Regions from separate parts of the Homo sapiens genome. Here region 1 is linked to region 2. A link is a contact called in ENCODE Hi-C or POLR2A ChIA-PET data. All regions are on one chromosome and are shown on one strand. The core of a region is the stretch at or near the end of the contact, and the rest is flanking DNA. Distances in the headings are between cores, read along the strand shown.

Region 1 (4,366 bases), core at 1,447-3,946, 45 kb before region 2:
TTACAGCAGCTGTGGGAAACACATGTCTACTGAAATGTGTTTAGATGGTCTACTTGTGTTTGAAGACTATCTGCCTGTGTAGGCAATATTTTCTAGTGCAGATTTTTAATTCTTGCAGAAGGTATACATTTAGAATATGTACTTAATATATATTCTATTCAATGATGGTCTGCTCACTGTTCCTGGAAACAGCTGAAAAAGTAGAATAGGGAGGTAACTACGTGAACAAAAATAGTAGTTAAAAATGCGTTATGTTGCTTTTATAGGAAATGAAATCCTTAATAAAATTCAGTTCAGGCATTTGGGATTCTGAATCACTTCATGACTGTGATTTGTAGAGTTCCCTTCATTCGCTCTTGTGACATTATTTTGAAAAATTTCTCTTCCTGAATTGAAAAATGCAATAAACTCTGTTCTCGTGTCCAGGGATGGTACATCTTCCTGTGGGAAATTCCACTGTCTATCCCGTAGCCCTTTGACATTCCTCTTAAAAGTAACTGGGTCTGGCTTCGATGGGCACTGTTCTATGGTTGTAGATAATGTGGTCTTTCTACCTGTAAGTTGTTTCCAGGCCACTGGTAGAGAAAGGCACACAGAGAGAGTAATTGTAGATCAGTATGGTAGTATAGTAAAATAAATAATGCATAGATGTTATGGAACACCCCAGGGATCCCAGCTACCCCTGCCAAATGTTGTTTCAGAATATCAAATGCTAATTCAGATTTTAAACATTCTATTGCTGTGGGCTCCATTACAAGTTCTAAAGCATAAATTCCAACTCTATGCCTGATACCTGTTAAGACAACTACATATTTTTGTAGTCCATGGATAGTACATGAATCACTTTGTCATGTACCTATCAGTGAAAGATGAAATATTTGGTGATAAATACAGCTTATTCAAGAGGAACATTTTTCAAATGCACATAAGAGAGAATAGTTGTTTTTCATTTGCCATTTCAAAATTTTTAGTGTTTAATTCAGAGTTTTTTGGAAATAGGTTATTGATTGATGTTATAGTCTAATGATTTTTGTTATTTCCCATTCTTATCATTTTCTAATTGGAATTAATTAAACTCTTGGTTCTTTCTTATGTGTTTTTTTTTCAAGGCAGGGTGTTGCTCTGTCACCCGGGCTGGAGTACAGTGGCATGATCACAGCTTACTGAAGCCTCAACCTCCTGGGCTCAAGCAATCCTCCTGCCTCAGCCTCCCGAGTATTTAGGACTAGAGATTTGTGCCCCGACGCCTGGCTAGTTTTTCACTTTTTATAGAGATGGGGTCTTGTTATGTTGACCAGGGTGGTCTCAAACTCTTGGCCCCAAGTGATCCTCCCACCTCAGCCTACCAAAGTGCTGGGATTACAGGCATAAGCCACTATGCCTGGCCTCTTATGTATTTTTAAAAGCAGTTAGGTGACTGAGGTAGTACAATTTAGATTTAGAATTAGGTGACTAATGCTAGGCTAACACATTCAATTCATCATCCCAATCACAGTTATTATAAGACTTTAGCTTCACTGACAGTTTTGGCATACTGTGTAAAATAGATTTACAAAGATAGGTTTTATTATCTACAATAGTTTCCTATAAAATTGATGGTGCACTGTGGCCAATTTTTAAAAAAGCTACTGACCTAAAGTCATTTGCTGCTGTTGTGTGCCTTTCTGTATCTCCCTTTCTAGGGGGGTAAGGAATGGTTAAATGAGATTAGCATGGGCTTTGATGATCTCATTAATTACTTAGTTTATGTATTCTGATCTTTCTTGCTCTTTTTTTTTTTTCTTTAAATCAGGCTCCCTCAAATTTTTCTTCATTATAACATTCCATGTATTTTGCTTTTCACTGCTGTGGAATGGTAGTGTTATGGTGACCAGGAAAACCTTGATATGTAGACACGACAACTGTGATGAAAAGCAGAATGCTTTTGATTTATGAATTTGCAACTGAATTATAAATGTCAAGTGACTGTGAAAGACAAACCAAGTGGGAGTTTAAATTAATTTCAGAAACAAAATATACTCTTTTATCTATAGCGTGATTTGCATTGTCTGGGGGGTTCTTCATTCACTTACCAAAGGTACTTATCCACCTACCTCTTTCATTCATATTAAGTGCACTAAACAAAAGAGACAAACTATGAGTCACAACATTTGGTTGTTCTGATGTCACGACATTAAGTAGAATAATGGCATTAGTCAGAATATTGTTTCTCCTAGAAGTGGTTATCAGAAGTGTGTTGCTATATATATAATAGCTTTATTCATTGTCTCTTCTGTTGTGTTTAAGGGGGCTGTCAGCAACATGGCAGCCACTGCTTGATCATCTTCCCTTATCTGCCAGAGGAACAGGTGTCTCTTCCTCTTTCTAAGGGTAACATGTCTCTGCTCATCTCTTCTGTTTTCTTGTCGTTGGTGGGTCATATCATCCTGCAACTTCAATCTCTCCACTGGATTCTGCTCTTTAAGCTCTGCAAGTTAACTATTTTTACTTTTAAGACACACACACTCACCCAACCTACCCTCAACTCTGCTACTCCTTCAAGCTACCATCACTTTTATCACTTTCCTTTTATAACCAATCCTTGAAAAATAGTGTAGGCTCATCCACATTTCCTCAGACTGACTCACTTCCTTTAACATTGCAGTCACCTTTCTGTCTTGATGAAACTGCAGTCTTGACAGTCTCCAGACTCTCTTAGTCACTAAATCCATTGGCCTTTTACCCAGTTTACCCTCCTTTACATCTGTGCTTTTAACCCTCTTGCACACAGCATGATTCTTGAAATGACTTCCCTTCCTCATGTCCCTAGCGTTCTATCTAAGGTGTTTTGTGAGGTCTGCCTTTTCTCTGGTGGTGATCCTCTTTCCGTCTCGTGACTTTAGGGGTCACCATCTTGCTGATAACTCCCAAACAATTGCCTCCAGCCCTCACTTGTGCTGGAGCTCTGGTTCCACAAATCCAGCTGACTTTTCCTACCTGTGAAGTTGGCCAGCATTCAAACCTAATATGTCTGAAGCCGAAGCAGGTCATACTACCTTCCTTTTCAAATCCTCTTCTCCTTTCATGATGCTTTGCTTTGGTCATGTCCCTGTCATCCCTCTGTTGCCCAGGGTTAAATCTCAGGGTCAGCTGGTCATTAACTGGCACTAACCTTGTCTTGGTAATACCTTTTGAATTCATCAATGCAGAGCTTTGCTCTCTTTACTCCCAGGCATGTGGTAATTGGTCTCTCTCTGTCTGAGCTGGTCTCCCTCTTTTTAGTCTCTCTTCTTTCCCAACTGCTGTTGGATTACTCTGCTTAAAGTATAAAACCCTTGGGCACCCTGTTACAGAATGAGACTCGATGTCCCTTAGGCTGGCTTTCTAGGCCCCCAGGGAATCTGGCCCCAATTTTCCATTCCAGCCTCATGTTTGACTTCCCCTCTTCAATACTCTGCTCTAGCTAGGTGAAGCCACATTAGGCAAATCCTGATGGCTCAGTCTTCAAGATCTCCCTCATCTTATTACATCTGAGCACCTACCCAAGCCAAGCTGTCATAATCTCCTGCATTACTGCAGTAGTCTTGTTCCTGGTTACCCCTGCAGCTACTGTTATCCCCTGGAGCCAGTTTTCCATATAGTAGACAGAGACATTTTTTAAAGATAGAAATTAGAGGTCGGTGGTGGTGGTTCACGCCTGTAATCCCAGCACTTTGGGAGGCCGAGGCAGGCAGATCACCTGAGGTCAGGAGTTCGAGACCAGCCTGGCCAACATGGCAAAACCCCGTCTCTACTAAAAATACAAAAATTAGCCAGGCATGGTGGCGCGAGCCTGTAATCCCAGCTACTTGGGAGGCTAAGGCAGGAGAATCACTTGAACCCAGGAGGTGGAGGTTGCAGTGAGCCAAGATCGCACCATTGCACTCCAGCCTGGACCACAGAGCAAGACTCCATTTCAAAAAAAAAAAAAATAGGAAATTAGATCATGGCCTTCTAGAAATAGGCAATATGCCATTTCCTCTGTTTATAGCTCTCTACTGGCTTCTTCCTTACACTTAGAACAAAATCATATTTATGACCACAAGGCCATACAGGATCTGTCTCAGTGGTTCTCAGTGGGATGTACTGCCTGCTTCCTGTCCCTCATAGGAGTGTTTAGAAATTAGTGGAGCTTCTAAATTGTTACAAGGACAGTACTGTTGGCATTTAGTGCCACAAGGGCCATGATGCTAAATACAACAAGACCACAGTATTCTGCCCCAAATGTCAATGGTGCCTTTAAGGAGAAACATTCATTCTTACCTGTACTTATCTTTCCAGCAACATCTCTTACCTCTTTGATTCACGTATTTTCTTCCAGCTACACTGGCCTTCTAGCTGTTCTTAA
Region 2 (4,993 bases), core at 232-2,731:
TCTGGCATCATAATCTTAGAAGAGTTCCAAAGGAGTAAAGGAGATAATGGATTTTAACAATTGGGCAAGATAAGGAATTAAATTGACATGAATGTATTAATTATCCACATAAAGTAGATGAAGGAGTGTTGGGAGGATTTTTACACACTCAGGTATCATCATCATGATGCCTCAGATTTTGGGGACCTGAAAGATTTTATTAACCTTCAGGAGTGAGGACTTAAAAGGCTTTCCCAGGGCTGGCGCGGTGGCTCACGCCTGTAATCCTAGCACTTTGGGAGGCTGAGGCGGGTGGATCATGAGGTCAGGAGATCGAGACCATCCTGGCCAACATGGTGAAACCCCGTCTCTACAAAAAATACAAAAATTAGCTGGGTATGGTGGCATGAGCCTGTAGTCCCAGCTAGTCAGGAGGCTGAGGCAGGAGAATCGCTTGAACCTGGAAGGCGGAGGTTGCAGTGAATTGAGGTGGCACCACTGCACTCCAGCCTGGGCAACAGAGCAAGACTCTGTCTCAAAAAAAAAAAAAAAAAAAAAAAGGCTTTCCCAAGGTGAGTGTTGGCTAAAAGAATTTTGGGTATGAGACATCAGATTAGGAGGAATGAGAAGCTGAGGTACCAAATAAGGGAGGAGAAAAACAGGATAAATTACACAGAAAGGCTATTATTTTCAGCACGGCTCACTGTATAGTATGTCTAAGAACATTCGAATTTTATATGTGGTTTTTCTGTGTCTGGGTTAGGCTACATTTCAGATTTCATCTATTTTACTAAGAAAAGAATACAGCATCCTCTGGTCCCTAGAGCGAATTTGTGAGTAAAGAGAAAAGAAAGGGTTGCTGGCAGGTGAAACCCTTCAAACCCTTCGTCCGGCTAGTGCTGAGAATGCTAATAGGTGCTCAAGATTTCTAAGGATATTTAACAATATTTTCTTATTTGTTTATGTTAGAGTTAAAAAGCCTAAAGAATAAGTGTCTAAAAGTGGTGGGTTTACTTTTTTTGTTGTTTATATTGAAGTTTATGAAGTTGAAGAATAAGTGAGTTTGTTTCAAGTACACAGTAATCTGATATAAATATAATTTTTTTTAACGATTTCACAGTGTCTATGAAGTGCTTTTACTGAATATTATTTACTTAAGTAGGCAACAACCAAAGACCAAACCAATTAAATAAAAACAAAAAACAAGCGGGTAGGGGAACCCCAAGAACCCAAATGCTGGATAGGCCATACTCCCCTTGTTTACTCTGCGTTAGTCTGCATACTAAACGGCCATCTCTTTTCTTTCCGCACTTTTGCTTTGAAGACCAGCACAGATGTAGCTGGTGAGGGGCAATTCACTAGAGTAGTTAAAATTCCTCCGGTTGTGGCAGTGTGTTAAGCTACAGTGTTATTATTGTAACTGGCTAATTATGTAATGTCAACAATTCAATGAGGTGGAGGATCAGTATTTATACAAGCGGGACTTGGAACACGAGTCCTCAGACTCTCCGGTTTGGGTGCATTTTTCTGTACAGGTTTTCAGTTTAACTCTTCTTTTCTTTTCTATACCTCTTTATTCTTCGTGGGTAATCCCTTTTCAAGTTGGGACATACTGTATTAGAAATTGGAAAGGAAAGAATCAGTTAAAGCCTGGGTTGCGTTTTGCTGCATTTGTTTCTTTAGCCTTTGCTGTCACGCAGATGGTCTGGCTTTGGCTGTTCAGCACTGGAACTACAAGTTTTTTCTTTTGTTTCTGCTTACGTCCCCATGCAGTGGATGTGGCCAAAGTTTATGCAGGTTTCTTTAGCATTACATCTAAGATGTTTGATATATTCACACCTTCCTCCAAGAAAGCTTGTTGCAGAATGGAAATCTAAGGGATTTGCGTTCACACCATCCACCATGATTACCAAGGCTTCTGGTATGACTTAGTGGGTGGAATATGTCTTAGGAAAAAAAATACATAATTCTGACAAGATGCTTTTTGAAAAGTCCAACCAGCTGTTTCAAGTAGAGCACTGCAAAATTTATTCAAAGTAAATTTTGTTTCACTTGGAAGCAAATGTAGTTCAAAGAATGAGCTAAAATAAACAGTGAAATTGAACTTACTCAAAGTTTGCGCAGTGTTGTCTTTGCGTGGGGCTCTCAGGAGCCTTCTTTTCTGTTTTCAAGCTGTGCACCATTCTACTGAAGTTATCCGTATATAACCTGAAGAGAGTGGGAAGTTCTTCAGAGAGGTATGATACAAGGCTATGTCTGTTGCTGGTATTGGTTACTATGTCTGGTATTGAACCTCAGACTGGCCAAAGGATGAGAATTTTGGATATTGGTTCATATGGTTGTATTAGTTTTCTCTTGCTGCTGTAACAGATTACAACAAATTCAATGGCTTAAAACTACAAAGTAATTTTATTAACTTATACTTTTGTAGGTCAGAAGTCTAACACAGGTCTCCCTGGGCCAAAATCAAGGTGTAGGCAGGGCTATGTTACTTTTTGGTGGCTCTAAGGACAAAATGTTTCCTTATTTACATTTTTATGTAGAAGAAATATCCTTTGGCTTGTGGTCCTCTCCTTTTGTCTTCAAAGCCAGCAAAGTTGCATCTCTGTGACCATTCTCCCTTAGTCATGTTACCCTCTGACTCTCAACCCATCTGGGATAGTTCCCTGATTTAATTGCCCTTGTGATTACAGTAAGCCCACCTGGATAAGCCAGGATAATCTTTCCATCTGTAAAATCCCTTTTGCCATGTAAGGCAACAGATTCATGGGGTTCAGGGATTGGGGTGTGGTCTACTTTGGGGGCCATTATTATGCCTAGCACACATGGGTAGGGTCTACTATGCAATGTATTTTTCCCTGGACTTCCAGCATTTGGCAGGAGTTTTACATTTGTATTAAGCTATCAGTGAAAAATAAGTAACTTGATATTACCTAAAACTCTTCCATACTACAAAGTAATTTTCAAGAGTACAACCCATTTTGGGGGAGAGCAGTTTGTGTTGATCTGGATCTAATGGATTGTGCATCTAAGAATGGGAAAAGACTGAGACATTAGGGAATAGCAAAGAAACACAAATTTATTGCATACATGGTCTAGGCCTGATTGGACTGGTTTTACATTCAGGAGAGAAAGGCCTAAATCCCATAAATTTTGGCACCTCAGATCCCAGTTTATACCTCATCTAACCTGTTTTGGGGCAGTGCATTTGCATTTTCATCACCTTCAGACTCCTCTTGCCCCCACAGTATGTCAGAACCAAAGTACCTGTGTTCCAGAGCCCTGTCCACCCAGGTCTGGGCCCAAGTCTTGGCTTTGCTGCTAACCAGCTGTGTGACTTTTGGGCATTGAATGTACTTCCTCGTCCTGATGTGAGGAAGCTGGGCTAAATAATTCTTAAGGTTTTTTAGCCCCAAATCCCTGTGATTCTGTGCCTCAAAACATAACAATGCTTATTTTTTTAAATAAGCATAGTTGCTTATTTTTTTAAATAAGCATAGTTGCTTATTTTTTTAAATAAGCATAGTTGCTTATTTAAAAAAAAATTTTTTTTTTTTGTTTATTTGTTTACTTTTTTGAGACAGAGTCTCACTCTGTCTCCCAGGCTGGAGCATGCTGGCGCAATCTCGGCTCACTGCAAACTCCACCTCCTGGGTTCAAGCGATTCTTCTGCCTCAGCCTCTTGAGTAGTTGGGGTTACAGGTGCCCACCACCATGCCCAGCTAATTTTTGTATTTTTAGTAGAGACAGGGTTTCACCATGTTGGCCAGGCTCGTCTCAAACTCCTCACCCCAAACGATCCACTCACCTCAGACTTCCAAAGGCATGAGCCACCGTGCCCAACCAAAAAAAGTTCTTTTTTACTCTCAAGGATCTTGCCTGAGAGAACCAAGGCCTTTAACTATCACATATATGAGATGCATATATATGTGTATGTATAACGTGAGCATATATATATATATTATATACATACACATATGTAAGGTTTTCATTCAAATATAAGGAAACTATATCTGTTACCTACATATAAGATCTTTCCTCTATCTTTTAACCTCTAAACTTTATGGAAACTTGTTTACATATATGTAAGCAACTTGAAAGCATTATAGATATTTAAACACATTTGAATGGTTTATTTTAAATTAGTAGATCAGACAGTTAACACATAGTTGAAATGTGCCTAATTATAAAACTAACATCTAACATAGTTCTTTTAGACTAATTCTTTCAGTGATGTGGACATACAGAATTGATTACGAATGTTCTTTCATGTGTATTTAATATATTTTTATTGCATTTACAAATTTATTGTGTGCTCATTAAAGTCAGTGTGGGGATAATTTCAATGCTTACTTTTATAATAGCTCTTTGTTTCTGTTCTTGCAAGTATTGGCCTTTGCTTATTTGTCTTCTTATTTAATTAGAGAATGAAAAATGTCCCCTTTGGTACAAGTGGGTGATTATAAAGATTCTCTAGTGTACAAGCTGAGGAAGTCTTTAGAAAAATGATCTATGTTTTCTGAAAAATTTGAAATTGAAGGGCAGAAAGATAAGCAAAACCATAATGACAGGTATTCTTCTGTTTACCAGGCAGCTGTGTGTGCAGGGTTGACACAGGATGCCATACCATCCCTTATTTGCTTTGTAATAATTGAATTACATATAAGTGCTGTACTTAAAGATGGCTTATTATCCATCAAATATAAGTAACCAACAGTGCTTTGAAGAGTTGTAGGCTGGGGGAGGTGGCTTACATCTGTAATCCCAGCACCAAAATCCCAGCCTCCTAAAGAATGCCAAGGTAGGAGGATCACTGGAGGCCAGGAGTTCAAGACCAACCCGGGCAACATAGCGAAACCCTGTCTTTACAACAACAACAACAACAACAACAGAAATTAACCAGGCACGGTAACATGCACCTTTAATCCTAGCTACCATGCCCAGCACAAGTGGTTTTAATCAAGGAACTATATAAATTGGCCAGGTACAGTGGCTCATGCCTGTATCCCAGCAC

The links. Hi-C counts contacts between places; a loop is a spot of excess contacts on that map. ChIA-PET counts read pairs that join two places held with the same protein, here RNA polymerase II (POLR2A). Pooled maps may share reads with other maps.
Region 1: a loop to region 2 is called in a map of PC-9, with 2.2 times the contacts of the local background. The contact joins two enhancer-like sites. A Hi-C loop is called at or near these places in 1 of 168 maps with a recorded cell type or tissue (PC-9), 5 of 37 single-sample maps with no recorded cell type and 5 of 50 pooled maps. POLR2A ChIA-PET finds 5 or more read pairs at or near these places in 1 of 52 experiments (GM12878).

What each region holds. Positions count from the first base shown.
Region 1 is chr4:169,223,906-169,228,271 of GRCh38, reverse strand. All of the region lies in intron 2 of SH3RF1 (SH3 domain containing ring finger 1), which reads left to right. Among named protein-coding and RNA genes, the nearest start is that of SH3RF1, 45 kb to the left of the region's middle. RefSeq lists an enhancer at 1,976-3,175. Within about 2 kb of position 2,696, at least 7 of the 41 ENCODE cell types and tissues checked have a DNase peak (open chromatin) inside an H3K27ac peak, as active enhancers do.
Region 2 is chr4:169,176,804-169,181,796 of GRCh38, reverse strand. The region is part of intron 2 of SH3RF1 (SH3 domain containing ring finger 1); the gene reads left to right. Among named protein-coding and RNA genes, the nearest start is that of SH3RF1, 92 kb to the left of the region's middle. Within about 2 kb of position 1,481, at least 3 of the 41 ENCODE cell types and tissues checked have a DNase peak (open chromatin) inside an H3K27ac peak, as active enhancers do.